Regions from separate parts of the Homo sapiens genome. Here region 2 is linked to region 1. The links are chromatin loops, found by intact Hi-C in ENCODE. Cell type or tissue: CD4-positive, alpha-beta T cell. All regions are shown on one strand. Each heading gives the region's core, and the rest is flanking DNA. Links, peaks and the distances in the headings are about the cores only. Region 1 has its middle 65 kb from the start of FHL5. Region 2 overlaps LOC101927314 (a long non-coding RNA gene).

What was found. Hi-C counts contacts between places; a loop is a spot of excess contacts. Peaks named below come from ENCODE experiments on the same cell type or tissue, not always from the same donor. Only the 100,000 strongest peaks of a DNase experiment are listed, where the experiment ranks them.
Region 2: a loop joins it to region 1, with 27 times the contacts of the local background. A loop is called at or near these places in 8 of 110 quality-filtered maps.

The regions. Positions count from the first base shown.
Region 1 is chr6:96,619,890-96,636,710 of GRCh38, forward strand. No RefSeq gene overlaps it. Among named protein-coding and RNA genes, the nearest start is that of FHL5, 65 kb to the left of the region's middle. In CD4-positive, alpha-beta T cell, for the core only: a CTCF peak has its summit at 7,009 (motif pointing right); no DNase peak of the experiment used is centred there.
Region 2 is chr6:97,384,035-97,400,855 of GRCh38, forward strand. The region is part of intron 1 of LOC101927314 (a long non-coding RNA gene); the gene reads left to right. Among named protein-coding and RNA genes, the nearest start is that of MMS22L, 110 kb to the left of the region's middle. In CD4-positive, alpha-beta T cell, for the core only: CTCF peaks have their summits at 10,310 (motif pointing left) and 10,516; a DNase peak (open chromatin) is centred at 10,287.

The sequences.
Region 1 (16,821 bases), core at 3,482-11,481:
TCTTACAGTAATAAAATGGTGAAAATATTCTAAACTAAAAATATCCTCTAATTATTATTTCTGTGACTCTGAAAATATTTCATGAAAAAAATCCCACTTCAATTGAATTTTTCTGCTTTGATGCAGATAGTCTTTTGCTAATTTCTTATTTCTATATGTAAGGAATTGCTAAAACTCTTGGTGGCTTTAAACCCTTATTTATTCTATCTAAAGCAAAATTTATGTCTAGTACACAAATCTTCATGAAACTTTAATCCACATTATTAGTATCATTTAGTTACTCTCCAGAATTAATCTTGGAAGCTGAATTCTTTTAACGACCAAAGATGTTCCACAAAGACTATTTGAAAGAACACCCTCATCAAACATTTCTAGTTCACTTTTTAAATCACATGGTTTTGAAAAGTACTGATCTTGTGGGGACCCAAAAGATAAACTTTTTGTCTTGGAATAGTGTCTCTTCAATGAAAGAGTCAGAATATCACTAGAAATTACAGTTGTTAGGTATTACCTTTATCCTAAACCTCTTCTTCCAGGAGTATTAAGTCTTTAGATCTTCATTATCCTACCAGAAACATTGCAGGATTGACTGAGATGGGATCATCATTAAAAAATGTATGGGAACTTTGAGGTCCTCTTTTCAGGGAGAGGTAAAGGAGACCTGTCAAGACTTGGGAAAATACATCACCAGGATAGATTTGGCCTTAAGACTTCTCAGAATTTACTGAATCTGTATTGTGTTATGTCAACATTTAAAAAAGGATATCGAGGAGAGAGGACATCAAGGCTTCATTTGAACCATCCATCTCAAAAGAATTTAGAAATGAGACCATCCATTCAAGTCATCCATGTGCCTTCTTAGATGGTCCCAAAAATGTATCATCCAGAGAGAATTAGAGAAGTTTTGTATGATAATTATAACCATTCTGAATTTTTCTGGTTGATAAGCTTTAGACTAGATACTCAGTTCAATATGGAGGAAATCAAAAAGGAGGGAAAAGAAACGAGATTCAGACTCAAAGTTGGAGTCTATAAAAGAAATAACAGAGTTTACACGTATTTGAAATGACTGGATTTTATATCACTGTGGTTGAGAAAGGGAACAGCTCGCTGTGATAGAATTATGATCCCTGTCACCGAGGAGCAAAGAGTATTTGGGTCAAATATTTTCCCACGAATGTTAACAAACTTATGGAGTGGATGTCCATAAAGGGTTCTCTAAATGAGGAACATTAATGAGCTCAGCAGACATTCATCCAGTGACTCAAACAGTGACATTAAATGCTATTCCTGCTACACACAAAAACAAAAAGTTTGATATTTACGGAATTCCACACACTGAATCCTTAAGGCTTATTCCTTCTTTAAAAAATGACATCCTATCCCTTGTTTGCCTCTGTAGCATCACTGATAAGTCTGTTTATTTGAGAGCTTCAACCCAACCTCTCAAACAGGAAATGAATGAAGGAGTATGGATAGAGGAAAAATGGAGAAAAAGAGTGTGGTGATAAAAATTTTGACATTTCTGAAAAAAAATAAAAAATTAAAATTTTAAAACTTTTGTTTTCCCTATGTAATAGAAACTTTCCAAAACTACAAGATAGTTACAAGAGGCAAAATACATGCACAAAAAAAGGAAAAGTTTGATAAAATTTTGGGCTTAAGGACTACAGTTAGTATCAGTCTTCTCCCCTCCATGGAAATTACTCTCTTAGACATCACCAACTAATATGTAGCCACAAAAGTCCATGATTGCTTCTTCAACTTTCTGTCTGCTATGAGATAGGCACTTGCTATCGTTGGCTTCCTCAAGCTTCTTCAAAATCTTTCTGCCAGTGGCATCCATGACACCATTCTCTCCTATGTCTCCTAAATCTCTGCCCCATTCACTGGCACACCATCCTCTATCAATTTCTTAAAAACAAATATTCCTAAATATTCTTGACCTCCTTGCTCTATATTTTCTCTGTTGGTGAACTTACCTAATTCCATGATTTCAATTGCTTTCTCTGGATAGCTGAGTTCCAAATATACATCTTCTGCCTTGAATTCTCTTCTGAGTTCCAGACCCAGGTTTCTCATTGCCTTTTGGACATCTCAAACCAATGTCATGCACACACCTAAAAATAACTTTATTATCCTTCCTCCAAATTCCACTTATCGTCCTCTGTTCCTCATCATAGTTAATGCATCATCCAAATAGAGCTTTTTGAATTCAAGTCTTGGGTACATGAAAAGTAGTCATTAGGGAAATGCAAATTAAAACCACAATGAGATACCATTTCACACAGACTAGAATGGCTATAATAAGACAGACAGTAACAAGTATTGTTACGGATGTAGAGGGACAGGAACTTTCATATATTGCTGGCAGTAATGAAAATGATAGAAAATGATACAGCTATTTTGGAAAACAGTTTGATAGTTTCTCAAAAAGCTAAACATAAAACTACCATAAAACCCAGAAATTTCACTCATATCTGCCCAAGAGAAATGAAAATATATGTCCACACAAATGTTCATAGCAGCATTATTCATAATAGCCCAAACTTGAAACAATCCAAGTATTCAACTGATAAATAGATGAAAGAAGTATGATACAGCCATATAATATAATATGATGCAGCCATAAAAAGGAATGAAGTATTGATACATGCTACAACATGAATGAACTTTGGAAATATTACGCTAAGTGAAAGAAGTCAGACAAAAAGGCCACATACTGTATGATTCCATGTATACAAGATGCTCAGAACAGGCAAATTTCCAGAGACAAAGTCGATTAGTGGTTTCCTGGGGTTAGGGTCATGAATTGTAATTAACTGCAAATGCCCACGAGGAAACTTTTTGGAAAGAATGAAAATATTCTCAAACTAATTTATGGTAATCATTGCACCACTTGATAAAATTACTAAAAATCATTGACTTATAGACTTGAAATGAGTGAACTGCATGATATGTAAACTATAGCTCAATAAAGCTGGGTTTTTTTTAAATCTATCTTGGATTTTCCCTCTCACCAATTCCTTACATCTGAGCCCTGTAAGAAAAGCCACAATTTTTTCGTTTTCCCTTGCAGACTTATTTTGTTTCCCCAAAATACCATTCACTTTAATTTTTATGTGCTCCTGCCCATGCTGTTTCCTCTGCTTAGGATTCTCTTCCTCTCACCTGCCTGTCAAAATTTTAGTCAACCTCTAAAGCCCAGATCAAAGTTGCCTCCTATGTGAAACCTTTACTAATATCCCTTAGCAAAATTTAATCATTTCCTGCAACTTCTTTTTTATAATTCTGTGAGAAGTTTAAACAACTTGGTTTATATTACAGTTAGGAGTGATAGGCAACCTGGTTAAACGATGGTTCTTGGAGTCAGAAAAGCTGGTTTCAGATCCCAGCTCTGCCACGGGCTTGTTATGTGACGTTTGGTTAAGTTACCGAACTCTGAGCCTTGGTTTCTCAATTTTCCAGTATAAATCTCAAAAAGTTTGATGTGAATATGAAATAAAATATATGCAAACTGCTTTACATCTACCTGGAACATATTCAACATATTATAAAGTTATTAAAATGTCAATTATCTTCACCTTCCTTCCCACCCCTACTCGACCCTATATCATATGTTTATTCATCTTTGATAAACTCAGTGCTTAGTGAAGTGTCTGGCACTGGGTAGACAGCCAATAAATACTTTCTGAATTAAATTCTAGTTGTGAAAATATTATTGCTATAATATTCTCCTAGTGTCAGTTGTCAATAATCATGATTAATATGTAAATCCCTTTTGCTATTGGCCTCAATCATGTTGTATAGAGTTGCCCATGTAAGAAGCAGCTAGATGGCAAATTAATGCCTCTAGTTTCAAGTATCTTCATTGAAGTTTTGATTTTGATACCACTGTTTCCTCTGTCCATATACTATTAATCTATAGAATATGCCTTTCTCAACCAGCACTCACAGGGTGTCTGGAGACACTTAATTTTCAGGTGCTTTGGAGAATAACTGCCTATATTTGAAGTTTCCTCTAGGGCCCTCAAAGTAGATGTTTTAGGCATTGCATAGCTTTTTGTTAAGCCAGACCATCCTAAATATGCCTGCCAAATTTGGAGTCAATCTGTCCAAGTTTTGTATCATGTGTGTACAGACAGCTAGAAATGCAATTGTACTTACTTTGATTAAATCTCAAAATGCATTCTCTGTGTTCCTCAAAAATGCAGCCAATTTTACTTTAACCTACGCTGAGTATGTGTAGCTTTGGACATATTAAATTATTTTATCATACCAGAACAGCATTTATGGGCTGCCTCAATCCTCCCATGGTACAGCATTTCTCTTGTTCTTCCTTATTAAGCTTCCTATTTTTTTTTTGACACTTTCACCTTTCCTGTTCCAGTGTTCTCCTTCTCTTAATGTGCACTAATTCCTAGTGGATATAAGTTTAGGATATTAACATAATTACTTCGGATGGAATTCTAGAAAATAAACATCTAGGCATTTCTTTATCCATTTACCTGGTCCTTAACTAGCACCCACACTTTTCTTGCCTGATGCCCCAGTATTAAACTCAATATGTAGCTTCTAAGAACAGAAATACAAGTCCACAGCTAGAAAATGTTCAGAGACAGATATTAAAACTGGGAGAAATAAAAACTCTCTGGGTATTGAAACTTTAATTCTCATTCTTAGGTTTTTCATAAAATCTTCTATTATCTCTCATAAGAAGTATGTTTCTAGCTGCCAGTATGAGGCTTTTGTCAGTTTATGAGGAGAGTAATATCAAAACCCACAACTGCTTTGATTCTCAAAAGAAATATTAAAGACCTTTAGTTTGTAATCATAATGTACAATAATTGTTGAAAATCTTCAGCTAGTTATCTTCTTTGTGAATAATTGTTACCTTAAAGTGACAACAATCTCCCTTTCAAATACATCTGAAGCAAATGCAGGCAGGTGTAGGTGATGTTGTCTTAGCTTTCTTTACCTCCCCCAGTAAGAACCTCCAGCACTCTCCATGTCCCTAGGAATATGAAATGCGCTTGCCTTCATTTTCTACAATAATCTAATAAACTGGTACTTTAAATTATTCTCATTGTACTGATGAGGAATTTGAGGTTAAAAGAGGGACAATAATTGGCTCGAGTTATTACAATACGTATGGATCTGATTCCAGAGTCTATGATATCAGTGATGCTATTAATACAAATACATGGTGCCACCACTCTCTGCAGAAAGCCTAGTGTTACCATTTCCCCTTTCCCACATACCCACTTCCTGCTGGTCGCAGGTCTTGTTTCACTTGTTGAATGTCTCTTAAGACTGTTTTCTCCTTTTCACTGCCATGGTTCAAGCTTCATTACCTCTCATCTAGATGCTTTAAATTATCTCCTGTTAAAACATGTTTTTGTATCTCCATGGCCTCATCCTTTCATCTATCCTACACCTTTCCTCCACCAGATCAATATTTCTTAATTAGCATCTGATTATGGCTTCATCTTGCTCAGCAGCCTTTACTGGCTCTCCATTAGTTCACCTCCAAAATCTGGCCTCATGGCTCTTCGTAGGCTACTCTATCAGCATTTTTCCCCACTAGAATAGGTACCTCTGAGGATGGAGTCTTTGTCTATTCTATTCACCATCAAATATGCATTGCCTAGAACAAAACCTAGTACAGAGAAGGTGCTGAAATAAGTGTTGGGTGAAAGAATGAAGAAACATTCTGCTTTAGCCATATCTTATTACTCATTGCTCCCAAAATAAATAAATACTGGATTTTCTTCAACTTGGTTCTTTTGCTCAAAATAGTCTCCTACCTGGGTAGTCCTCCCTATCATCGCCATTTATGCAATTAATTCCAAATTAAAATTTAGCCATTTATCACTCACAAGTCAACCTTTCCAGCTGGAAATATTCACCCCCTCCTATGTATTTATGACAATTCTCATATCATACTCATTATATTTGCTTTGAGTTATATAGTTAATTATCCTATAGTCATCTGAAACTATTGATTCAAAATAGGGCAATGTCTCATTCAGCATTGTATTTCCCATAATGTTGGGTATAAAATAAGCTTAAATAAATGTTGAGTTTTAAAATTGAATTGAGTCACAGGACAAGTCACTTCTGAATTTCTTCCTCAAAACTGGTAAACATTGATACACATGTAAACAATAATGATAAAAGCATTAATAACACTGAACACCAAGGACTGCATGAATTTCATTCCTCCAGTAGCCTTATGCAGTATATACTATCATTACCAGATAGGAAAACTGGAGCACAAAGAAGTTAAGTTCTCCAAGATCCCACAGTTATTACAAGAAGGCCAGAGTTTTAAGTAAGAGGTTTGGCTTTAGGGCCAAACCATGCTCTTAACCTTGGACACTACGACCTCCAAAATTAGAAAGGAGAAACTTTAGAAAGAGCCAAATATAAGCACAATTGATCCTTATTACAGGCCTCTAAGTAGGCAAACATTTAGAAATGGAGCATGCTGGATTTATATTTTGTGTGTCCACATTTTTTAGCAACTTCTTTTTTTTGAGATGGTCTGGCTCTGTCACCCAGGCTGGAGTGAAGTGGCGCTATCTCAGCTCGCTGCAACCTCTGCCAACCGGGTTCAAGCGATCCTCCTACCTCAGCCTCCCGAGTAGCCCAGACCACAGGTGTGCGCCACCATGGCTGGCTAATTTTTGTATTTTTTGTAGAGATGGGGTTTCACCATGTTGACCACACTTGTCTCCAACTCCTGGGCTCAAGCAACCCATCTGCCTTGGCCTCCCAAAGTGCTGGAATTACATGTTTGAGCCACTGTGCCCCATCATTCTAGCAACATTTTAAAAGGAGGCATAATTTTATTCACATTAAAAGAATCAATCAATAAAACCAATGAAAGAATAAATTTGAGGAACTGTTTGTGGAAAAGTAGTTGTTTTACTAACAAAAAAAAAGTGGCAGGATACTTAGAAGTCATAGTTTCATGAAAATGCGATTTTTTAAAAAAAAAAGTAAACGTATGGTTTATTCTTTGAATTATCCACTAGATGGCAGAAAATTGTTACTGTCCAAAGCACTATTACTGTATTAGTCCAGGCTCCTTTCTAAGCTCCAGAAGTTATGCAAATTGCTTTCACCTCTACCCCTGCAATGCTAGCCTTTTCACAAGTGGCATTTTAAAACACATCAGTATTTTTAAGCTGGGAAAGAAAAATCAGAGGTTTCAGAGTTATAAATATTAGGTATGAGCATACTAATTATATGTTTGTGTTACTCTGCTCTAACACAGAAGGAACAGATGCACAGACATGTTGGGAGAAGGGCTGAGAGCCCACATAGAATGATCTATCCAGATGCCAGATATTAGAGTTAAGCTGAAAAGCCTCCAGTAGGACAGTTTCCTGTAACTTGTAAGTCATGGTTTTCATCCCTCTTAGCATATTAGATTTGCCTGGGGGCCCTACCCCAGGCCCAATTCTCTGGTGGTGGAACCTGGACATTGGCAGTTTTTTCAAGCTTTTTAACTATAAAATAAGAGAAATAGACTAAGCAATTATAGTATTTTCTTCCAGGTCTAACATTCTAGGATTGAAGTCTAATAGCATATTTATTACTATAAGCTTCATAAGCACAAGCACAAGAACTAATTCTGTTCTGGATCCTTTATGAACATAAATTCAGTTAATTTACACACAGTGAAAGACCTTAGGGAAAAACTAGACACAGAAAGGTTTCATAACTTGCCCAAGGCTATGCTGTAAGAGAGAAAGTCAAGACAGATTTGACCCAGTCAAGCCTGAATATATAACACTATGCCAAAATTCCCATAAACAGTGGATCAACTTATAAACAATATCCATCTCTCTATCTATAACTAAAATTATACCTGCACTTACCATAATGGTCTCTACCTTATTATTTAATCTTGCAGCTGCTGAGCTGGTTGAAAAATTGGCATAACATATCTGTGAACAGCGATGTAACAGACCAACTCTAAAACAATCAGTACATTTGGGTGTACTATTGTTTTTCTGGGCGAAATTGTACTTGAACTCAGAAACTCTGGTATTTTGCAAAAAAGAAGAGTATTAGAAAAGTACTTAATAGAATTTTCAAGAGAATTCTAATTGAGTAAATCTTATAAACATCTTTTAACATATATTTTGATTCCAGGGCTCATAGAGACTAATAAAACCAAGTTCTGTCCATAATCTCTCCTCTCTTTTTAGAGCCTCACCTTTTTTCTGGCATATGAACATATAGGTCTCTTGATCCAGCAGGAAGGGATTCTGCAGAAACACATAAAAGTTTAGTATAAATTCTTCTACACTCACCCTGTCAAGCTGAATTCCCTGAAGCTTTTCCCTGGAAAGTTAAAACATTTTGCCAACATTGCTTGCCCAATGAAGACCTAGGGGGTCAGAGGTGAGTAGTGAGTATAATGTACAGTTGCTTTGTAGTTCTGAATGATTTGCCTTTGAGAAAAGTAATAATGTTGATGAGAACTGACTGGCTTTAAGGGTGACCATTATATTATTTTTGAGCTTTTTATGATGGAAAATTTCAAACATATTCAAAAGTAGAGTGAGTGGTATAATACACACGCAAGTAGCCATCACCCAGATTCAAACATTATCTCCCACTCAATCTTTTTGCTATACTTCCACATATTCCCTCCTACTAACACAAGCATTACTTTGAAGCAAATCCAAGACATATTATTTAATCTATAAAATTTTGGTATGCATGTCTTAAAGTAAAAGCGTCTTTTAAAGAAGAGATAATCATTATATGATATTTAAAGTAATAATTACATTTGAAGAATGCATTTTATCCAGATCCCATTTATTATTGAATGCCCTGACACTGGGGAGTGTGAGTGGCATGGAGGAATTAAATTTTATTTCCAGAAAGTAATTTATCAGGCAAATTTTAATCAACAAGAGTATAAAGGGCCTCATGACTACATCAAAGTTTACTCCATTTTCCCCTAGCACTTTTTCCAAACTTTAGACTATGTTTTATTCTTGTCAAATAGTTGTAATCTCCTTATTAACAATTTAGTTTTAGAAAAAAGTTGTTTCTTCTGATTAAATGTCAGTAGCATATACTGTGTGAAATACCGAAATACAGTGATTTAACAAGCCACAGAAGTTTCCTCTATGTCCCAAAGGCTGTAGATTGAGTGGTAATTTTTAACCTGTGGAGAAACTTTCATCATAACTGGGGACAATGCAATGGAGGGAGACTGACCTTGGAGGAAGGGCACTCAAAAGGTGGTAACCACAACAGATACAACAGATATTTGGACTCGGACTTTCCCTCTTGAAGAAAATTGGATCGGCATTAAGTCTGTCTCCCTAGACAAAGTTTTTTAATCTGTAGCTAACTGGTCCGTGAAGTCCTGGAGGTAGGGGCCACAGCAAGTAGTATGTCTTCTGTGGTATATGTAGACTTTCTGAAATCAGTAAGAGGCTTTTTCTAAACCATTGTCTCAACTAGGGCTAGTAGCCACCCAGCAATTATCTGGGAAAGCCAGGCATAAATACTGGCCTCACCATGTGTAGGGGCACAGAAAGGAAAGGAGATAATTTAAAATTGAAGACTATCTTGGAGATTCCTAAAGAGCCATAATGGTTAATTTTGTTATTGGAATGGGGCTTGGCACTTGGTTATAGCTCTGGTCCCTGGAGTGCACTTTCAGTAGCAGAAATCCAAACGTGAGGAGAAGTCAGATACAGCAGACCACATCAAAGTGATATTTCCATCAGTCAAAAATTAACTGAAAATTATGCGCTGATCTAATTTAGCACAGTGAAAAGTTCTATCCTAAACAGTTGCACAGTTTGATAGTACACATCTGATGTTTTCTTTCAAAGGCCTATTTCAAATCCATCAATCTATCATTGAACTGATTCATGGTCAACTTTCTCTTTACTTCTTCTTTTTCTTTAATTTAGGAGTCTGGTTTTCTGATCTTTGTCTGACACCATCCTTCTCTTTCCAAGTATGCTGTCAAAACAGGCTTAGCCATCCTAATTGTCTTGAGTAATGATTTCCACATATACTTCACACCAACATCTTCTCCTCTTTTGTCCAATAGCCACTCCTCTTCCTTGTTCTATGTCTGGATAACAGCCTATCACATTTGCAGAGCCAGTGATAGAAGTATTGCTTTTTTTGCCTTTTTTTTTTTTTTTCTGAGGTAGAGTCTCGCTCTGTCACTAAGGCTGGAGTGCAGTGGCGCAATCTCGGCTTACTGCAACCTCTGCCTCCCAGGTTCAAGCAATTATCTGCTTCAGCCTCCCAAGTAGCTGGATTACAGGTGCCCACCACCACGCCTGGCTAATTTTTGTATTTTTTTAGTAGAGATGGGGTTTCACCATGTTGGCCAGGCTGGTCTTGAACTCCAGACCTCGTGATCCACCGCCTCGGCCTACCAAAGTGTTGGGATTACAGGCATGAGCCACTGCACCTGGCTACTTATTTTTTTTTAACCAAGATAGCTCTACTACCATTTTCCCTATGAATAGGTACAACCATATTCTTTTCCCCAGTACAAAACATCAAATCCTTTGTTCATTCTTTTCTCCCACATTCATTTTTTTGACAAAATGATTTCCATTTTGTGAGATGGGTCCTTTAACATACTTTTCATCTCAGTGATCTATCACAGAAATTCCCATACAGATATTGCCTCATTCTTATGTATTCTTTTCTTATTTATTTTAATTGACATATAAAATTGTATATATTTATAGCATAGAGCATGATGTTTATAAATACATATACATTCTGGCATAGCTAAATAAAGCTAATTAACATATGCATTATCTCACATATTATTTATTTGTGGTGAGAACACTTAAAATATACAATTTTCAAGTATTAATACATTCTTTTAACTGTAGTCACTAAGTTATACAATAGATTTCTTGAAATTATTCGTCCTTCTAACTGATATTTTGTAGCCTTTGACCAGCATCTCCTCAATCCCTCATTCTTCCTGCAAAGCATGTATTTTCTTCAAGATGACCTGAGCACCTATGAGCTCTCAGCATTTCATACACTGACCGCTATAGTCTGGCCAATTTATGACCCATTTCTTAGCTCTTTCCCCATTAACGCCCCCGGAGATATGTTCTATGTGGTTCACAGCATCCACATCTGCTCTCCTAAAGTTCATACTACAACTCCTTACTCAAATAAGGACAGCAGCAAAGAGCATTGACTTTGGTGTCAGACAGACCTGGATTTGAATCTTGATTCTATCCCTTAGTAGCTATGTGACCTTGGGGAAGCTTTTCACCTCACTCAGCTTTATTTTCCTTATCTATATCATAGGTATGATAGTAATACAACTTTCCTCCTAGCATTGTTACAAAGATTAACTAATGTATAAAGCACTTACATAGTGCCTGGCGTGTAAATGTTTAAATGTGGGGGCTTTCTGGGATATAGTGTGAACTGAAAAATAAATAGAAGCCCAAAGACAAATATGTCCTTTTTCCTTCTTCTTTACTGCTCATCCACCTCCCACGCAGACACACCCACACACACAGTAATAGAGATAAACGTTGAGTCAACAAAGCAGACAGAGAAAATGGACACTGATTCAAGAGTTAAGAACTATAGTTACCCAGCAGCTGGAGCTGACAGAAGAAGTCATTTCCAAAATGATAAAGTTAATGTCAAATGAATAAAATGAGAGTGAAAAAAACACAATTAAATTTGTTAAGATGTCACATGTATGTTTCTTTCTTATATTTCTTACTGTCTTCTATATCACCACCAAACTTCCAGTTTTATTTACTTTATTAACGTTTTTATTTTTGTGGGTGCATAGTAGGCATATATATTTACAGGGTACATGAGATGTTTTGATACTGGCATGCAATGAATACTAAAAACATCGTGGTAAATGGGGTTTCCATTTAATCCATTCTCCATGCTCTATATTTTTATTCAAATAGATTTGCCTTCCAGAAAACCACCTAATCACTATCATATGAAAATCTTCATATTTATAGACTAGTTATCAAGCATTAAACAAATTACTAAATAATTCCATAGGGCACTGTGCAGGTATGGTCAAAATAACACACACACTTGATCCATGGGAGTTTACAATGTAAAATGGAAAAACACACAAATTGGAAAGTTAAAAGAGTGTACAGTGATCTCCTTTCTATTCTTGTCCCCATTTTTCTCCATCCCTTCTTCCATAGGTGACCACATTTTTAAGTTTTAAATTTCTTATATATCTTTCCAGCATTCCATTATTCATTTAGAATAAAACAATTACAGATTTTTTCTCACAATTTCACACATAAAGTAGCATAAGTTTTGCTATTCTGAACATCAACTTTTAAAAATTAAATCTATTTTGAGATAATTGTAGAGTCACATGTAGTTGTAAGAATAATACAGAGAGATCCCATGTATCTTTTACCAGTTTCTCCCAAAGGCAATAGCTTACAGAACTATAGTACAATATCACAACCAGAATAATAACATTGATAACACTCTGGCTTCACTGCAAGAATCCCTCAAGCTGTTCATTTTATAGCCACACCCCCTTTCTAGCCACTCCCATTCCCTCCTAACCCCTGGTAACCAAAATTGTATTCCTATTTCTAAATTTCTGTCATTTCAAGAACATTATATAAATGAAATTCTGTACTATATAATCTTTTGAAACAGACTTTCATCACTCAACATGATTCTGTGGTTATTTCACATCGTTGCATATGCCAATACCTCCTTACTTTTTATTGCTGAGTAGTATTCTATGATAGTAATGTACCACAGTTAAGTTTTCACCCAGTAGGTTGTTTCTAATTTTTGCCTATTATGAATGAAGCCACCACAAACCTTCAGGTACAAGTTTCTGGGTGAACATAAGTTTTCATTTCCCTGGGATAAATGCCCAGGCATATATAATTGTTTGGTCATAAGATAGCGATGTTCACTTTTATGATAAAATATCAAACTGTTTTCCACAGCAGCTTTACCATTTAACATTCCCATAAGCAATGCTTGAGTAATTCAGTTTCTCCATATTTTTACCAGCATTTCATGTTTTAATTAGTTTCAATTTTATATTTTATGTTGATAGTTGTACAGCGATATCTTATTGTGGTTTTTATTTGCATTTTCCTAATGGCTAATGATGTTGAACAAATTTTCAAGTGTTTATTTACCACCTGTATATCCTCTTTGGTAAAATTTCTCCATGTCTTTTTCCTATTTTCTACTTGGATTGCTTGTTTTTGTTATTGTTTGTTTGTTACTGTTGACTTTTAAGAGTTCTTCATATATTTTAGATACTAGTCCTTGTTGGATATGTGGCTTACAAACATTTTCTTTCAGTTTGTAGCTTATCTTTTCATCCACTAACATGGTCTTTCAAAAAGAAAATTTTAAAATTTTGACTGAGTCCAATTTATCCCCGAATGTGGATCAAAGTTTAAGATTCCTTCTTAGTGTATGTTCTCTGACACCACCCTGACACCAGGGCTCTGGGAGGGACAAGTGGAGGGATGGTTTTACACTCAGCCTTTGCTCATATGGTTGGGAGTAAGGACATAATTTTTTTCTGTGGTATTTTGCTGGAGTAGTTATTGTCTAAAAGTTTTCTGTCATGCTAGCCTGCCCATTTTCTGGTCCTTTCACTAGAGAGAGTAGGCTTTTGTTGAGGGTTTTTTGTTTGTTTTTTGTTTTTTGTTTTTTTTTGTCTGCTCTCATCGGTGTTTCCAGGATGCCAGCTTTTTTAGCAACAAGTCTTGGGTATATAAGGCAGAAAGAAAACCCACGGCACTCACCACCTTGTTTTTCTTGGGTCCTGAGATTTGTAGCTGGTCTGCTACCTTCTCTCTACCTTTCAGAGTCTTCTTACATTTTCTTTGTTTTGTTTTTAATGCATGTATAATGTCTAAGATTTTGATTTGTAATTAGAGAGAGGAATAGGGAAAATTACTTCTACTCTACCTTCCTGGAAACTGTGCCTTATTTTTTCATTTAATTAAGAGAGTTATCTATGTCACTATATAGAGACTTTCCCATTTTTACAGCTACACAGTATTCCATTACATGGATGTACCATAATTCATTTAGCCAGTCCCCTATTTTTGGGCACTTAAGGAATCATATGCAATTATTAACAATTCTACAGGTAATAAGATCATACAAATGTCATTTTGCCTGCATGTAGTATATCTGTTGGACAAATTCCCCAAAAGCAGGATTACTGGATCAAAAGAAATATATGCATTTGTTTTTGTTAATTGTTGCCAAACTGCCCTCCATAGGAATGGTACCAATTTATACTTCAACAAGGCAAATATGAGAGTATCTATTTTCCCACACAATGTGTTTGTTATCAATCATTTTCTCCAAATTTATATATGAAAAATGTATCTCGAGTTATTTTAATTTGCTTTGAGAGGAATCTAGCACATATATATATATTTATACACATGTGTATATATATGCATATGTGTATATATGTATACATATAGATACACATATACACATATGTGTATATATGTGTATATATGTTATTTTTTTTTTCCAGAGCCATCTGTGTTTCCTTTTCTCTGACTTGATTGCACATATCCTTTGAACAATATTCTATCAGTTAGTTGGGCTTTATATTCATTTCTAGGATGGCTTTTTAAATTAAAGGTAAGGTATTATTTAAATATATTAAAATACATGCATTTTAAATAGTAGTTTGATGTGTTTTGACAAATATGTTCACTCATATAGCCACCAATACGGCCAACACATAGGACACTTCCATCACCAAAAATGTTCCCTTGTGCCCACTGGTAATAATTGCCCCTTCCCAAAACATTCTCAGATATAACCTACTTAACAAAAAGCTGACTTAATTAAGAAGGACTAGGCAAGGCATTGTTTTATTGGCAGCTTAATTGCCCCTCTCCTTTGAGTCTAATTTTTAAGTAAAGCAGAAGGGTGAATATATGACTACTTTATCATCTTAAATTATGAGCCATTTGAGGACAGGAAATGTGGCTTTAATGTATTTTATACTGCATTTAGCATTTGCAAGTATTTAACGGACTTTATTGTCAATCAGCATTTGCTTCTAACTTGAAACTAGTGATCCATTGTTCATTAAAAATGAAGAAATAATTGACTTGTGGTTTATAATATAAAACAGCCTCTTCTTACCTGATGTTTTATTCCTGACTAAACAATTGTGAGTAAATACTTAAATTCTTCTGAAGAAAAAAGGATGACAGCAATAGTATACAGACCTTTTCAACAAAATTACGGTGAGCAATGCATCCTCATATTGAAGTGCTCTACTGCAGAGCTGATGTGTAATCACTGAGCCCCAGCCAGCTTCACAGGGCTGAAGAGGAAAGCCATTTTGCCCCTATAGACCAGAGGATCAGCTTTCAATTACTGCAATTTGACTTATTTTTTACATTGTTTTTATCAGTGTGGGAAGAATGAAAGTCATAGAATCTGAAGATAGATGGAAGTCATCTCAATTAATTTTCAATTTATTACTCTAGGTAGCATGGAGATCTTTAACCCTTTGTATCAGCCATTCCAGCAAATAAACGTGAATCTACTATAAAATGTCAAGTTCTCAACGCCAACATTTTAGATAGGTTGAATGGGGCTGTTGCTAAGCAAGTAGCATTCCTCTAAAATTAAAATCAAACAGAAAATCTTTTTCATTGGAAGTATCTAAATATGATTAAGAGTAGGTGCTACTTAAGATCATATTTATGGTGAAGTTCTACATAAATGTGGCTTTCACCATTCAAAATAACAACTTGCATATTCAAGTAAATCTCCTTGTAATGAGGAATGAAGTCTCTTTTTCTAAAAACTTCACAAATATGTTTACTCTTGCAGCCACCAACAAAATAAGTACTTAGAATATTTTAGAGAAAACACTTCCCCAAGCAGCAGAATGCTTTACTTGTGCTAGCCACAAAATTAACGTAAGCCCTAAATAACCTAATAAATGGATAGCTTAATCCCATTTCAATGCCTCTCACCCTCACCCAGTAGACTCTTTCAAATTCAAATAACTCCACCTGTTTTCCTAAATGCAAAAAGAGGCCTAGTCAAAAAGTTGCTACATTCATATTTTCTGTACTTATAAACTAAATTGGAAGTCCTTCCAAACTCTAATTTTGCTCCAGGTCAGGTAATTTTTCTCTAGAAAGTTTCACAATTATTAAATTTCTTATTTAGTCTCTGAACAATTCTACATATAGTTTTTGGGTACAATATCAGTGAAACCTTTCCAAGCCATTCTTGTTCAATGACAATATGAGAAGCAATGGTAAGCAATAGGTTCACACTTAAGTTTATAGCCACAGTTCCACTTTGGGGCATAAGTTCATTGATGTGCAAATATGATACAATTTTGAAAATACTATAGTGTGGGGGGTTTGAAGAGAGATATCCCAAACAAAACAGACTTATGAAGAACTCAAATGAATAATACCTATTGAATTAAACTACACAGAAAATGATTAATCAATAATTAATAATTAGGAGTAACTTTTATATATATATATTATATTTTAATCCATTCCTGACATATATTTTAATCCATTCCTGACCCCTCAGGCTTGTTCTCCCTTTGGGTCAAAGGAGTGTCTAAACAGAGAAAACAGAAAAATTGTACAGAAAATGAAACAAATGTGAATATGCCAAAACCTAAAATCTAAGAGGCAGAGTCATCCTATAGATGTAGTGAACTTTATAAAATACTAACAAAGAAAAAATAATATTTGTATATTGTTTTTTAGAAGTTGTATCTGATTACAACAA
Region 2 (16,821 bases), core at 5,941-13,940, 770 kb after region 1:
TAGGGTCAATCTGTGCACTGTGACTTAGTCAAGGTTACGTTGCCAGTAAGTGATGGAGCTGAAATTCGTATTCCTGACTTGTCTGACTGCCAAGCCTATGATCATTTTCTCTGTATCATTGTTTTTGGTAAAATTTAGATAGGAATTAAATATTTGGTAGAGTATTTAAGTTAAATTATTAGGGCTGTAATGACCAAACTAATGTTCCCATAGCAAAAAATCCTCAAAAGAGGGCATATAGATGGAAAGGCAGTATTATATATATATCTTGTTAAGTGGTTTGGCCAGTATTAGCTCCCATTTCCCATTTTGATAAGCAGGATCTTCCATTTTATGTTTCTTTCCATATGTTTGTCTTAGACCTGCCACAATTCTAGACAATTCTTGTTCTGGTTTTTACCAGACATTGGATTGACACTTTGTTTCTCCTAATGCTATGTTTCTACTAATCCAACTTCCTTGTTTTCAATCCTTTAGCTTCAGGTTCTTTATACATTCCATTATCCAATCCAATAAACCAACATATGACAGAGCATTCGTGGAAAATCTGCCTGGGTAGATATTTTCTCCAATTTTTTTTTAGTTATAATCTGTCTAAGGGCAGTGATTCTAATGGTGAGAATTTCAAACTTGGTAGGAGAGAACAATTCTGTGGAGCAGGTCTCCCTTGGTGAAACCATCAGTTCAACTGCATCAAATTTCACTTTATTCCTGATTCCCTCTATGGATCTTTAAGTAATAAACTTGAATATTAGAAGTGAGCCTGAGGCCAGGTGCGGTGGCTCACGCCTGTAATCCTAGCACTTTGAGGGGCCAAGGTGGGCAGATCACGAGATCAGGAGTTCGAGACCATCCTGGCCAACATGGTGAAACCCCATCTCTACTGAAAATACAAAAAATAGCTGGGCATGGTGGTGTGTGCCTGTAGTCCCAGCTACTTGGGAGGCTGGGGCAGGAGAATCGCTTGAACCCCGGAGGCAGAGGTCACAGTGAGCTGAGATTATGCCACTGCACTCCAGCCTAGAGACAGAGAGAGACTCCATATATATATATATATATATAAAAGAAGTGAGCCTGCTTTTCTTCCCTGCAAGTCAAGAACTAAACATAGCTTAAGAGTTTTAGGAAATGAGAGGATCTGTGATTAAAAGGTGACTTTGCCGTAAATAATATTTTCTCAGTAAATACTGTTCAATATATCTAAATTATCTCATATTGAATCGTATTATAATTCTTTGAAATTTGCTAACCCATCCGTACTTTATATGCACCTTCTATTAACCAGAAGGGGAGATTAACTTACTGTTGGGCCATATTTTGTTGCGAATTGAAATACTGATTTTTTTCATTTTAAAATTCCATTTTTGTGTTCATTAATTGGTTCATCCTTTGAGTAGATACAGCAAAGCAAATTTAGATGTGGCAAAGCAAATTTGTAAGATACAGTTTTTAACTTAAAAGCCTTTGCAATTTAGTTGAGGGTATGACACAGACATATAAACATTAAATTATAGTAGAAGAGAACCATACTATTTTAGTGATTATAGTTTAGATATGAAAGGACCACCAAAATCTTTAATCCATTGTTTTTCACTTGTTTTTTTCAGAGGCTTCTTAGAAAGATTGTTTTTAGAGGTAGAGGGAAGAGAGGCTAGAGAAATGGAACCAGCCTGCCAGAGAACTACCCTTCTCCTTATACTTCAGCTATAGATACTCTACTGTCATCTATATTATATAAGGTTTGATTTGAACACAGAATTGCCGTACTAAAAATGTGTGAGACTCACTGATCCAATAGAATTCCTATTATTTTCAGATGAGATAATTGCTTGAAGCCAGCATAGATTATAGGACTGCCCTAGTTTGAAGAGTTTGGAGTTAAAGGAAGGGTTGAAACTGGTTCTGTTAATGTCCTAGTATTGGCCTAGTTTTATGCTATTTGTAGATGCCCACATTTTAGTAGCAGATATAAAATATTTTACATAAATTAGACTTTATTAACATGTATTATATAAATATGCATTATATATAAATATATATTATATACATAAATATATATATTATATATATATAAATGTAGACCACTCTTCTTACATCTAATAAATTAGCATGTAATTTTTCACTTTTCTTCCTGGTCTTTTATGTATAAGTAATTTTTATATAATTATCATTCTACAGATATATATGTCTATGATTTTTTCAACCTATTTTGTGATAAATATTTTTCTTTCGAATTTATATTCATATTTATAAATTTTATATTTATAAATTTTAATTCTTGTACAAAGTCCTATTGGTTGATATAGCATACTTTATTTAATCTTTTACACGTTATTGGATATTGAGGATATTTTTAGTTTCTTTGCAATTTTGTTACATCCATATACCTTTCCTTTCTTTTGGATTATTTAAAAAACTAAATTGTGAGGAGTAAGGTTAATGTATCAAACGGATATAAAAAATTTTGTAAGCCTTATATATTGCTTTCTCAAAGGGTTATATAAGTAGCATTTACCATGCCTCCCACCTGTAGGTATTATCAATATTTTGAAATGTTGTTAGTTTTTTTTTGTGCTACCACATTGATTTTTGTTTGTTTGTTTGTTTGTTTTTTTGAGGCAGAGTCTTGCTCTGTGGCCCAGGCTGGAGTACAGTGGTGCAATCTTGGCTCACTCTATCCTCCACCTCCTGGGCTCAAACGATACTCCTGCATCAGCCTCCCGAGTAGCTGGGATCACAGGTGTGCACCACCACACCAGGATAATTTTTTAATTTTTAGTAAAGACAGGGTTTTGCTGTGTTGGCCAAGCTGGTCTCAAACTCCTGGCCTTAAGTGATCTGCCTGTCTCAGCCTTCCAAAGTGCTGGGATTACAGGTGTGAGCCACCATGCATGGCCTAATGTTTTGATATTGTATTTTGATTATTAGTGAAGATTGTTATTTTTATCATTATACTTACATGCCAATTATCGTTCTTTGGATGAATGGATTGCTGATTTGTACACTTTTTTCTTTTGTGGTTCTCTTAATTTGTAAGAGCTCTTTACAAATATATCATTTTGCTAAAAATACATTCATAGTCACCTTTTAATATTTTTAACCAGTCACTTTCACGTGTCTAACTCAATTTCCCACTATTACTAATGCTTTTAACTAGGTGTTAAAAATATACATTGAAACGTTTATTTTTCCTTGTTAGAAACTGTCCTATTTTAATAAAAATGAGAGAATAATTTTTATAAAAGAATTGATTGCAGTATCTAATATATAGAGAGGATTAATTTTGGGCTGGATAATTTGGGCAAATAACAACATTTGTAAAACTCAAATCGTTTTAGATTTGCCCTACCATTTCTTACATAAAACACATCTTCACAGCTAGCAGTTGTCCTGTTTTTACTAGCAGATTTCCTCTTCGTAAACCAATTCAGATTACTGACAATTCTAATCTTTATATATGTGTGTATATATATATATATAATATATATATATATATATAATACTTTAAGTTCTAGGGCACATGTGCACAATGTGCAGGTTTTCTACATATGTATACATGTGCCATGTTGGTGTGCTGCACCCATTAACTCATCATTTATATTAGGTATATCTCCTAATGCTATCCCTCCCGCCTCCCCCTACCCCACAACAGGCCCCGGTGTGTGATGTTCTCCTTCTTGTGTTTCTTTGAGAGATGTTGGACTAAAGCATTTCATTGATCCTGACAGTTTGAAGACTAAAATTATAAATGATAAAAGTATAAGATTAGAATTGTCCTTGCAATTCTAATAAAAGTATAAGATTAGAATTGTCCTTGCAATTCTAATCTCATACTTTTATCATTTATAATTTTAGTCTTCAAACTGTCAGAATCAATGAAATCGTTTAGTCCAACATCTCTCAAAGAACAATTCACTTGTTATGCTTATTTCTATCTAAATAAAATAGAAAAAAAGCAGAAAATTGTATAGTCCTATGCAGGCCATCCTTAAGTTACACATGTGAGCTGGTAAAGTTGAGAAGGAGTCTTCTTTATTTGGGAATATTCTTATGAATGCATAAACAAGCAAGCACTCTTGGGTTTTGTTGTTGTTGTTGCTATTGTTGTTGTTGTTGTTATCTTAACCCTACAAACAAACAGAAAAGGATGCTTTAAGAATTTGACACTTGTGCACATATTTCCCTACTGGTGTTTCAGAGCTTCTGGAAACATCAAATACAGTCGGAGGTTGTTCAAAACTATGTTTGCTTGCTACTGCAACTGGTACAGTGAACTAATTTTTCTGAAGTGATTGGCCCCTAACCTGAATTTCTCTTCAGCTGCCTCCATCAAATTGAGTTAGAGTCTTTTCCATTGCTGTGAGGTTAATAGCATTTTCAGATTCTATTCTAGTCTGTGGAAAATTGTCTTTTTAAAAAATTAATCAATAATACTCATTTATATATCAGTATGTCAAACAAGGCAAAGTCTACCACATCAGGCATTTCTGCCACTAACTTTACTATCAGTAGATATTCCTACATGACAAAAGTCAATAAACTCACCATGCTTGCAGCGTTGCCATTTGTTCACGTTTTTAATTCACTCGTGTATTAAACTCAGCCTGGAAGACTCACTGGGCAAAGACACTAAATTCCCCTGAAGCAAATAATTTCAGGAAAAAGTCTTAAATACATTTTCATGTGTATATCCTGACTCTTTCTCTTCAGGGATACTGGACAAATGCTCTCTGAAGACAATTTATGTGTACTGCCACAAAATAATCAGTTAATGAATTAATTTCCAAAGTGACCTGGAGGTCACATCAAAGCAGATTTATTGAATAAGAAATCAGGAAGAGTTGTTTTAGGGATTTCATTAGATAATCATATAAAAACATATAGTTTCATGCCAGAAACATAATAAACAGTTGATATTAGCAATAATGAGCATTAGCAATTATTACTTACATTATATCAAATAACAATTACGGGTTGTAATTGGGACTCTGTATAGGGCAACATTAAGCATAACCATTTCCATCATTGATATTACCATGGTAAACCATTGTTTCTTTTTCCCAAGAGAACCAAACTGGCCAGAAATAGACTAAACTGTTAATAAAATCAATCATGGAAGAGATTGGGTATTAGACCGGTTATGGCATAGCACTTTTAGCTCAATTCAATTGACATAAAGCCTGTACTATGTGTCAGTTGTTATACTACAGGTATTATTGTATCCCATAGGGGTATCAAATGTAACTTTTAGGTCCTGTCTTAAAGGAACTGTGTGGTAAAGTATGGGAGACACAAATGTAAATTAATTATATTACACTGTGGTAAATGCAGTAATACAACATGTAGGATACAGAAGAGGACAAAGTGATTACGTGATTACTAACAGGCAAGATTGGAGAAGGCTACCTGGAGGAATATTCGAGTTGGATTTCGAAAGATGTAAAAGTTAGGAAGCATGTTATGACAGAGAATAAAGTTGCGCAAAAGCTTGGAGGCTGGAATAAACATGGTTCTTAAGGAAAATTTAACATGGCTGCAGTGGTAAATGTGAGAGGAAGATGAATGAAGAGAGATGAGGCCACATTTTGAAAAGGTTTATAACTACGGAATTTGGACACTGTTTCAAGGTCATGAAATAGAGCCAACTGATCATTCTTAAATATTATAAAGAATACTTTAATTCTAAAGTGTGAACGGGCATAGTGGCAGGTGCCTGTAGTCCCTGCTACTCGGGGGGCTGAGGCAGGAGAGTCACTTGAACCTGGGAGGCAGAGGTTGCAGTGAGCCTAGATTGTGCCACTGAACTCCAGCCTGGTGACAGAGCAAGACTCCGTCTCAAAAAAAAAAAAAGGATTGCAAGAGGCAGGAATAAAGGCAGGGATTTATAATTTCGGACCTCATTCACTGCTATAGAAACTTATAAATCCAAACATGATCAAAACTCTTACTTATCAATGGATCATTGATTAATGGTTTGAGGCAGTGGTAATATGTATATTTTGTATTTTCATCTTTGAAGATTGCCATTGAGGTCCCTTTTGGTAAGCTGGGCTCATACTTTAGGTTTATTTTCTGATTCCAGGAGTTTATGTCAACATCAAGGTAAGAATAAAATATATTACATTGAGGGCAATTACACACACACACACACACATACACAATTGTGTGTTTTGTGTAATATAATGCATTTAGGAATTCATGAGTGAGGCAAATGGGTATGGAACAATTTGATGAGTCTGAGATTTCTGGTTTGTGACACAGGATAACCTGAAGAGAAGAGCGGTTCTGAAGGATGTGGAGTTGAAGGGTGGAGAAGATTCAGCATGGACCACTTTTGCTTTGGAAGGTCACTGGGAACCTAGCTTTCTTTTAGGGCTGTCTGATGATCCCAAGCTCAGGACTGGACACAGGTTATACACAGTATGCTAGGGCTTCTGTGGATGAAGCCTAGGCTAGACCCTTGGTGCTGTTCAAACCTCCTTGTTATAGTCTGGTCTAGTTCCAGGGAGGGGCTGGAAACTGGCCCTATTTCTACAGGAGAAGGTTGGGTCTTCTTATTGGAATGATCTTCTATGCCAGTTTTTGTTTCTTTTTTTTTTCAGTTATTGTTTCTACAGGTTGTATTGGCAGCTGGTGGGTTTCTGAGTTAAATATTTTGTACTACTTGTGAGACTGTTGAGTATTTTATGTCCCCAATTACAGATATAGAACTTTATGTACTCAAGTGTATCAGACTTACATATATATAAGCACCTAAGGATAAAGGTGAATGGGTTCTAATTTACAAGTAGTTAATTTGGATCTAAAATTGAGAGACACTCATTTCAGAAAACTTTTAGGACTCAAATTTCAACTGTGTTAGTAAAAGAATTTTGAACTTCAATCAGAAAGTTAATAGGCTTTAATTACCTTTATTTCTCCTTTACTAGCCTTCTTGTTTATTGGATTTGGAAATTTTCTAACTTGTAAGGACTAAGCCAAGATTTTGCTTTCCTCAGGGAGCATTTCCTGCTACATCCTCGTAGTCCGTTTTTCCATCCTCTATCCATCCTTTATCTCTAATCCTGGCCTTCCCACATCATACTGTATTATAATTATATGTTTATATATGTTCTGTCAGATTGTGAGCTCCAGTGGAGCAAGCCCTGTCTTGTTCCACTCTGTCTTCTGGGCACCTAGCAGAATGTCTGCATAAGAAAGAAAAGAAAAGAAAAGAAAAAGATGGTGGATTTAATGAATGCAGCAAGTATTGCTGTCTTTGTTTACATATTAGATTCAGTGACTTCCATCTATACCTCAATTTCTAGAGCTATGACAGGCACATAGGTTTCTTTGTGTTTTCTTTTTTAAAACCGTTAAAAAATAGCATCAAAAAAGCAGCCCTAGTAAAACACTTACTTGCTTAGATCGTATGTTCATGTGAAACCCACACATACATACACACACACACAAACACACCCACTATTTTAAAAAGCATGAAACAAACTAGTTCAGCACAGTGGTCATTTTGATGGGAGAGAGAAGTATGGTCAATGAATGGGCCCTGGGTAGGACTCCCACTATATAGGTAATGTTTTATTTTGATCTGATGATACATAAACATATGCTCATTGCATTCTTTATTCATTTTTGCACATCCTATTTTATGCATATGAATAGAAGGTACTGTAATCTTGAATAGAATCTTCCTATCATAGGACATCTTGTATTAAATGTTTTAAATGAGAATTAGCAGATCTGGGGAACTATAGAGGCTTTTTTGATTTGTTTTACCTATAGGAATTGCATTTTGGACATAGATTTTAATGTTATGTTGAAATAAATCGTCTAATCAACATTTTCCCTAAATATTTTATAAATATGCAAAATTTATCAAAGTGCACTTGTATGTAGATCTTTTGACTATATATATAGTCTATATATATTTATATATTTATGTATATATATATAAAAATTCATATATTATATGTATTTATATACTACATATATAGTTAAAAGATCTACATACATAAATACATGTTTATCTATCGATATAAATATAATAAATATATTACTATATTTATTACATATTAATATATTTATATTCACCAAAGCTGAAGTGCAATAGAGTGATTATAACTAACTGCAGCCTCAAACTTGTGGACTCAAGTGATCCTCCTGCCTTAGCCTCTCGAGTAGCTGGGACCACAGGCATGTGTCACCATGCCCAGCTATTTTTTATTTTTCATAGAGATAGGGGTCTCACTTCGTTGCTCAGGCTGGTCTTGAACTCCTGGCTTCAAGCAATACTCCCTCTTCAGCCTACCAAAGTGCTGGGATTACAGGTTGAGCCGCTACACCCAGCCACTATTTTTATACATAGCTTTAAAAGTTTTGAAAAATTTTCCTGGGGGACTGATATTACTAAATGTCTATCTTTTCATGACTCCTCCATGCATAAAATATAATTAAGGAAATGGAAGGGCTAATTTAATCTGTAAATATTTTAGTAATGATAAGATATTAAAGAAAGCAGAAGGACGAAAGGAAGGAAAGCTGGGTCAGGGCGGGGGGATAAGGAAGACTTCAGGGAGAAAGCAAATGAATTGAGCTTTGAAGAATGAATAAAGGTTTGCCAAAAGGCTGTGGAGTGTGAGGTCAAAAGCATTCCAGACAAGAAAAAATTTCATGCAAAGTTCTAGAGATGTGAAAGGATGAATCATATGATTAGAGAACTTGGGTTAATTAGGAATTGCTGGATTTTAAATTGCAGGTGGAAGACACTATTCAGAGGAAGGTAGAGATCAGAAAACAAAGAACCTTATTTCCTTCTAAGGAATCTAGGCTTTATTTCTAAGTGATGGGAATTCTGAGGACTTTTGAGTGATAGGGCCAGGTTTCTGTGAAGTTAAGTTTAGATTTGTGGGATGAGATCATAGAAGGAAGGGAGTTAGGAGATTATCAAATGTTTGGGGCAGAGATAATGAGGTCTTAGGCTCAGAGCAGAAGGTTGAGGAGAGACAACTGAGAATAGAGGCTTAGAAGGGAGGAGGGAAATGGATGTGGGAGCAAGAGATGGGGAGGGAAAATGACATAGAGGAGCAGAAGTAGGTTAAGGAAGTCAAGCGTCCTGAGAACTCATTATTAACTCATACACATATATAGGCAAATAATGTTTTGTTGCAGACATGTGTTGTACAAAATAGAAAATAGTAAATCTGAATCCCATTCATTGTATAGATACTGATTTTTAAATATATGTCACACAGGCAGAACACACAAAGACATAAAGGTGAGTGGAGATAATTTTCAAAAGGAAACCTCTCAGTAAGGAAAATCACAGGTTGCTTGCTGTTTGATTCAGAATCAAAAGTGTTAATTGAAAATTGTTATTTATATTTCCCTAAAGTCTCATGACACTTTTTTGGTCTACTTATATTAAAATGCGGATAACACAAGGTATGATGAGGTAATTTTTTGCCACTTTCTAAACCTCTTGTTATTCACTCTAGTTGTTTAAGTGTTGAATTTCTTTGTCTTGTTAAAAAGTGTCCTGTTGCTGAATGGTACAAGTACTAGATCTGTTCATTAGTAGCTAATTTTATTTATATTTAAATGAAGAAGTTATTGATGGAAGGAGCAATGTCATAAAGAAAATCGAAGTAAACATTTTATGTATAAAAATTAGATAAATGGTTCCTTTTGAGTGGGAGAAAGAGGGACCAGTCCAGAAAGGAAGAAGGGTACTTCCTTGGCCATAAATGCTTTTCTTATGTTTTTGGTGCCTTGTTACCTGAAAGTAGATTTGAGGAGTGTGAGATGAACAGCATTAGTGGAACCATTAGAGAGGTGTAGGCCACCTCTTTTGCTTTGAGATCTGTTTCTTAAACTGAGAGAATCAGAGGGATGACTAATCCAACTAGGGGGAAATTGATCTTAGATTAAAGAGTCCAGGGTGAAATATAGTAAATTCCATTTTGGGGTCTGTAGAGTTAGAGTAAACTGCTAATTGGACAGCTAATATGTAGTGAGGTAAGATATCAATCATGTATCATAGAATTCTAATTTCTTTTAAAAATTTAAAGTGTATTGATACTTGTTCACATAATAATTACATTTCTTTTTGAAATAATTTTTAAGAAAGAAATTATCTCTGACTAAAATACTGATAATACATGCTTTTAAATCTGTGAGGAATTGGGTGCAAAGAACCAGCAGCCTAGAAAAGAGACTTCTAGATTTGTTGAATGAATGAATGCTTGGATATCAACACATCGAGGTGCTCTGGCTGCTTACACTGCTTCACTGAGCACTACTCCCACCTAGTGGCAATCTACCTGTAGTGCATGGGTATTTTAAAGGAATGAAAACTGAAGTTCTCTGGAAGGGAACTATGTACTTTGACCTCCTGTCAATCATACTTCAACATTATTAAATTTATTGAAGGAAGAAGCCTTGTAACATTCAATTCTGAATTTTCTATAAAAATGTAGTTGAAGATTTTGTTCACCATATTCATGATTCAATGTAGCTTATTTGAAAGAACAGTCTTTTAATAATTCCTAGAAATAAAAAAATAATTTACAAACAAAAAATAATTTACAAATAAGAAAAATATAAATTGCTAATATATGGACATATTTCAACCTCATTAAGTAACAAATAAATGAACATTTGGATACTATTTCTCCCTGTCAAAATAGCAGATTACAAAAAACAATAATATTGTGCTATAAGGAAGAAATGAAGGAAGTATCTTCAATAATTATTATTGGTGGGTGAGCAAATTGGAAAAATCATTTTATTTTAATTTTTAAACTTTTTACTTGTGAATAATTTCAAACTTAAAAAAAGTTACAAGAATATAATTAGTACAAAGAACACCTGCATGACTTTTACCTAGATCTATTATTAATATTCTAACCCATTTGCTTTATAATTACCTTGCAGACCATTTGAAGCTAAGATACAAAAATCGTGACCTCAACACTTCTGTATGTATTTCCTAAGAATAGGGATATTCTCTTACATATCCACAGTACTGTTATTGGCTTTGATGAATTTAACATTAATGCAATGATGTTTACTATCTAATCTACCATTCATTTAATAATTTTGTCAGTTGACTCAATAGTCTTTTATATTGATTTATTCCCCTTCAGTACAAGATCCAGTCTAAGATCAGCTGTTGCATTTAGTTGTCATGTCTCCTCATCCTCGTTTAATCTAGAACTGTCCTGCAGCCCTAGTTTGTCTTTTATGACTTTGACTTCTTTGAAGAGTATAGCTGCTTTCTTTTTCTTTAATACATGATTCTACATGTTGTGTTTGTCTAATGTTCCTCATTAGATTCTGATTATACATTCTTTGTTGAAATGCTTTTTATGTGATGTTGTGGCTTTCTCAAAGTATCACATCTGGAAGCACATGATGTCCATCTGCCCTTCCTTGACAATGTTCATTTCATTTACCTGGTCAAAAGTGGTCTGATTTCTTCATTATGTAATTATTTTTTTTCCCGTGTAGAAACACTTTAAGAACATAAAAATATTCTACTCTTTATAAAATTCTCCTGTAACCTAGTACCTATTGATCATTTTGTTAGTTCCTATCTTTACTGTGATGGTTGTAGAATGCTGATTTTCAACTCCAGTACCCCCTTTACATTTATCACCTGGCCCTAAGCATTCTATTGTAAGCAAATTGCCTCCCTTCTTTCTTATTTGTCTGTATAGACTCATTAATTCCAATTTTTTAAAATGACTTATAATTCATTACTGTACTCATTGTCCCAGATTTGGCCAGTAGAAGCCCCTTCAAGATGACTCCTTCAAGGTAACAAAGAAAGAAAAATAAGAAAAATGCACATATGTGATCTTGCTTCCTTTTTTTTTGAGACGGAGTTTCACTCTTGTCATCCAGGCTGGAGTGCACTGGCACAATCTCGGCTCACTGCAACCTCCACCTCCTGGGTTCAAGTGATTCTCCTGCCTCGGCCTCCTGAGTAGCTTGGATTACAGGTGCCTGCTACCATGCCCAGCTAATTTTTGTATTTTTTTAGTAGAGACAGAGTTTCATCATGGTGGCCAGGCTGGTCTCAAACTCCTGACCTCAGGTGATCCACCTGCCTTGGACTCCCAAAGTGCTGGGATTACAGGTGTGAGCCGCCGCGCCCGGCCTGCACCTTGTTTTTTAAATCTACCAAAATGTTGTGGAAGTTATTCCATATCAGTTCATAGTGATCTTCCTCATTCTTTTATATAGCAGCATACGTATCACTCCAAGGATTGTCTCTAACAGCAGGATCTTTAAAATGTTTATAGCCATTGATCAAGTAGCTTCAATTTTAGAAATATTTTTTAAAGGAAATTGTCAGAGTTGCAGATAAACGTTTCTATACAAAGATGGTCAATAAAATACCATTTATAATGGTAAAAATTTATGAATGATCTGAAGAGTTTACATTAAAGTAATGATTTGTTTACTATGTCCATGTAATTAAACATTATGTAATCATTAAAAAGGTTCATGTTAAGCAAATCAAACAAATCTCAAAATTATATACTTGGAACTAAAGTAGGTAGAATGCACAGAAAAGAGATAGGAAGGAAATACACTGAAGTGATAAAAATGGCTGTTTCTGAGGGCAGGATTTCTGATTTTTTTTTTAAAAAGTATGTTTCATATTTTTATACTCTCTGATTTATCTTCGGTGTATATATATTCATATTATTTTCAGAAAAGTTGAAATCAGTAATCTAGTGTTATAAGAAGCTTTTCTCCCTTAGAAACTGGAATGCTTCTTCACTGTGAACTATAATAGTCTTTATTATATTGCATTTCTCTTTATGCTCTGGGTGCCAGGAGCCAGGTTTAAAGGTCAAGCACAACAACTTAGAAAGCAGACACTTGAGTTGTCTTTTTCTTAACTTTTTAATATCTGTTTTTTAACCTTATTATGACATCTTGTTGAAAACTATCTCAAATCAGTTTTTAAAAGAGGTGGGATATAAATAAATAGAATCTAAATGAAATTTCTACGTAACAATTGTCCAAAAACTGCTGAGGTAGACATTATGGATACATAATAGATTTAGTTTTAATATTTAAAGTGTCTTATCATATACCATAGTAATAAAATAGTAGATTTCTCTGATGGTTAGTAGGTGGAATCCGAGAGAAATTTACCGATATTTCTATTTTCTGGAAGAATAAAAAAAAAGAAGGAAAAATTAAATCCACGATACTGAGTTGACACTGTAGAAAATCTACTCAAAAGCAGATTTAAGTTGGACCTTAAAAAGTTATATTTTTAGAATAGCAGATGTCTCCATTCAAGATAGAACCCACTTGGTACTTCTGTTCCCAGTCGTCCAACCCTACTAATGTTAAACATATGCTTGCTGACCCGCTCTACTCTTCTCTGCCTAGTACTTAGGAATTGTCTAACCCAAATCTTCCATGTTCTCATTTAAGCCAATTCCTTGTGGCGTTGGCCTCTAAGGACATGTAGAACAATTGTTCTAATTTCCATGTGGTGTTCTTTCATAAAAATGAAGACAATTGTTAAATTCAGCTCCTCTTTCTCTGTCCCACTCTTTCAGAATAAATTTAAATGAGAGATAGTAGATCCTTTTACATAACTATAGGGAAATGAACACCAAATAAAAGTAGCAGGGATTTCTGGATTTTGAAAAATTAGAGTTTATTTTCACATATCCACACAATTTCAGACACAAAAGAATGTCACTTCTTATTCAAAGAATTAAGGAAATAAAATTTTCTCTTTTTTGGCAATCAATTATTTAAAAAGTCTTACAGTAGGACCTTCCCGCCACAAATCTGACTACCTTTATGCTTCAATTTGAGCACTTGTCCTCAGTGGAGACGGAAAGAAGCAGAAGTTACATAACTGAATTAACCTGACAACTCTTACTAAGCTTCTTTTGATTTTTTTCTGTCTTTTAGGATAACAAATTTGGTCCTTTAAACTTGTTCTATAGATATTATTTTCTAACCAATTAACCATATCTGTAGCTTATCTATGAATTGTTTCCAGATTGTTCACATATAGTGATGTGTCACTTAATGTCAGTATATATTCTAAGAAATGTGTCCTTAGGCAATTCTGTCATTGTGCGGACATCACAGGGTATAGTTACACAAACCTAGATGGCATAGCCTACTACACACCTAGGCTATATGGTCTGGCCTGTTACTACTAGGCTATAAACCTGTACAGCATGTTACTGTACTTAATACTGTATGTGATTGTAACACAATGGTAAGTATTTGTGTATCTAAACATAGAAAAGGTACAGTAAAAATATGTATTATAATCTTATGGGACCACTGTCTCATATGCTGTCCATCATTTACCAAAATGTCGTTATTCTGTACATGGCTGTGCTTCCGTTGCCATGCATCTTAAACAAGACACAGTCTATAATCATCAAGCTATTATATTAAATATATGAAAATATCTTCTCACATTTTATGCTGTTTGTGTTACTCAATTTGCTTCTGGACTTGCTTTTATGAAAATGCTACTTTATTACAGATTTCTGTTTTAAGTACACCAATCAGCCTAAGATCACTAATAATCATCATTCAGACTAGTAACCATAATTCAGCATCAGGAGGGGAGAAACTATATTTGTTTTGCTCATGATTATATTTGCGGTACCTGACACACAGAAGACACTTAAATATTTGTAGCTGACCAACTGAATGGGTGAAATTTTCTGTAGCATTTCATAATTGGCAGCACAATTTTTAAACAGAATTTCATTTAATTTTCAAAGCCATTGGCAAGCTTGTTATTATAAGCTGTGGGAACTGGAATTCAAAATAATCTGTGAAAGGTTACTCTTAATCACAAAGTAGTGGGGCTGGGCGTGGTAGCTTGTGCCTGTAATTCTATCTGCTTGGGAGGCTGGGGTGGGAGGATCGCTTGAGCACAACAGTTCAAGGATGCAGTGAGCTATGACTCTGACACTGGAAAAAAAAAAGTAGTGGAACCAATTGTTTACCTACATCACTGTGCTGTGTAGAGGTAGTGTGCACCTTGGAAGATGGTGTGGTCTCAACTTGCAGAACAGCTAAGTTACAATGAGTGTCAGTGTGAAACAGGCCAGGTCAGGCCAATGGGACTTCAGAATGTGGTATAGAAACATAAGCAAAATTATTTTCTCACGTTATGTTGGTTTCTTGGATAAACTAGTGTTTTTGAGCCTATTTTTCTCATCTGCATAATGAGGGTAAGGGTGATATCTATTAACTATTTCACAGAGCATGTCTTATGAGCACAAAGATACAGAGAGTGTGTGAGTTTAAAAGTACTCTGTAGACTGTAAGGTACAATGCCTGTGCTGGGTGGTGGTGGCACTGGTGTTACTGCACCATGTAGTGTGTTCCTCTTTCTTGACCGGAAAAGGTTGGCTAACCCATAATTTAGATAAATGCTCCTCTCACTGACAAGAAGTAGTCAATATATGTGCACAACAAATATAATGTAAACTGTATTTCCAGTTTTAAAAATCTTTCTGTGTTTGGTCCCTCTATCTCACAGGCTGTCACTTTGGTTACCAAACAACCCCCAATCTCCACCCCCACCCCATCATCCCTATCCATTAAAATGAGAAGACTTGCATTGCTTTAGGTGAGGTACCCTGTGAGACCATGTACTTTTAAATATAAATACCATATTTATTAGATATTTGATAATGCTACTGCATTCAATGTTGTTTGTTTCTAGGTATATCTTAAGGTATCAGTGATGATCTATATATTTCTTAACAGTTCAGGTCTTTTTTCTATATGAACAACTCAGAATAGGTACAGCACTGTGGAAATTAATTCTGAGGTTCGTTATCTGGTGACAAGAAGATTTGTGGAGTTTGGTGGAGGCTCTAATTATTCTTGGCAGGGAAATCCAACCTATTGAGTTTGGGGGCATCTTTATGAGAGCTACTTGGTATTGTAATATATGCTGATGGCTGCTGCTGTGCTTTATGTATTTTAGCTAAATTTTTTATGTTTGTATTTGTACCTTCAGGCAATTTAATCCTTAAATATGTAAATTGATAAATTTTAAAAAGACACAAAATAAGAAATATAAAAAATAAAATGTAAATAAATGAACTTCCTCCTAAACAAAACCCAAATAAAGATAACAACAAACCAGAATTTTAAAAAATTGCCTTTTAGAGGCTAATGTGAAGAGTTATCTTTTCCTCTAACCCAGGTTGTTTATTTATTTATAATCTTAGGCGACTGTTCCTTTTAGAAGTGTGTACTCCCTGTTATCCCACAGTTACTAGTGTAGCAAGACACTACTCTTGAATGAATTATGTCTCTCAGTTGTGTTGGGGTAGAAAAGACATTTGATTTCATATCAGATGCAGTCAATTCTCCAGGATGCCAAAGGGAGAGAGAGAAAAAGTATAGGAAGTACATTGTGAATAAGAATGTAGCTTTAGGTAGAATATAGTACATTTAAAAGCAATTTAGCTAAAAAAAAAATAACTTTTAAAAGAAAATATGGTTGACCCTTGAACAAAGAAAGGGTTAGGGATGCTGATCGGCCATGCAGTAGATCCATGTATAACTTCTCACTCCCCCAAAACTTAACTACTAATAGGCTACTGTTGACAGGAAGCCTTACTGATAACATAAACAGCCGGTTAACACATATTTTATATGTTATATTTTTATATTTGTATTCTTGCAATAAAATAAAATGTAAACAAATGAACTGCCTCCTAGACAAAACCCAAACAAAAATAACAAAAAAAGAGAATTTAAAAAAATGACCTTTTATAGGCTAAAGTGAAGAGTTAC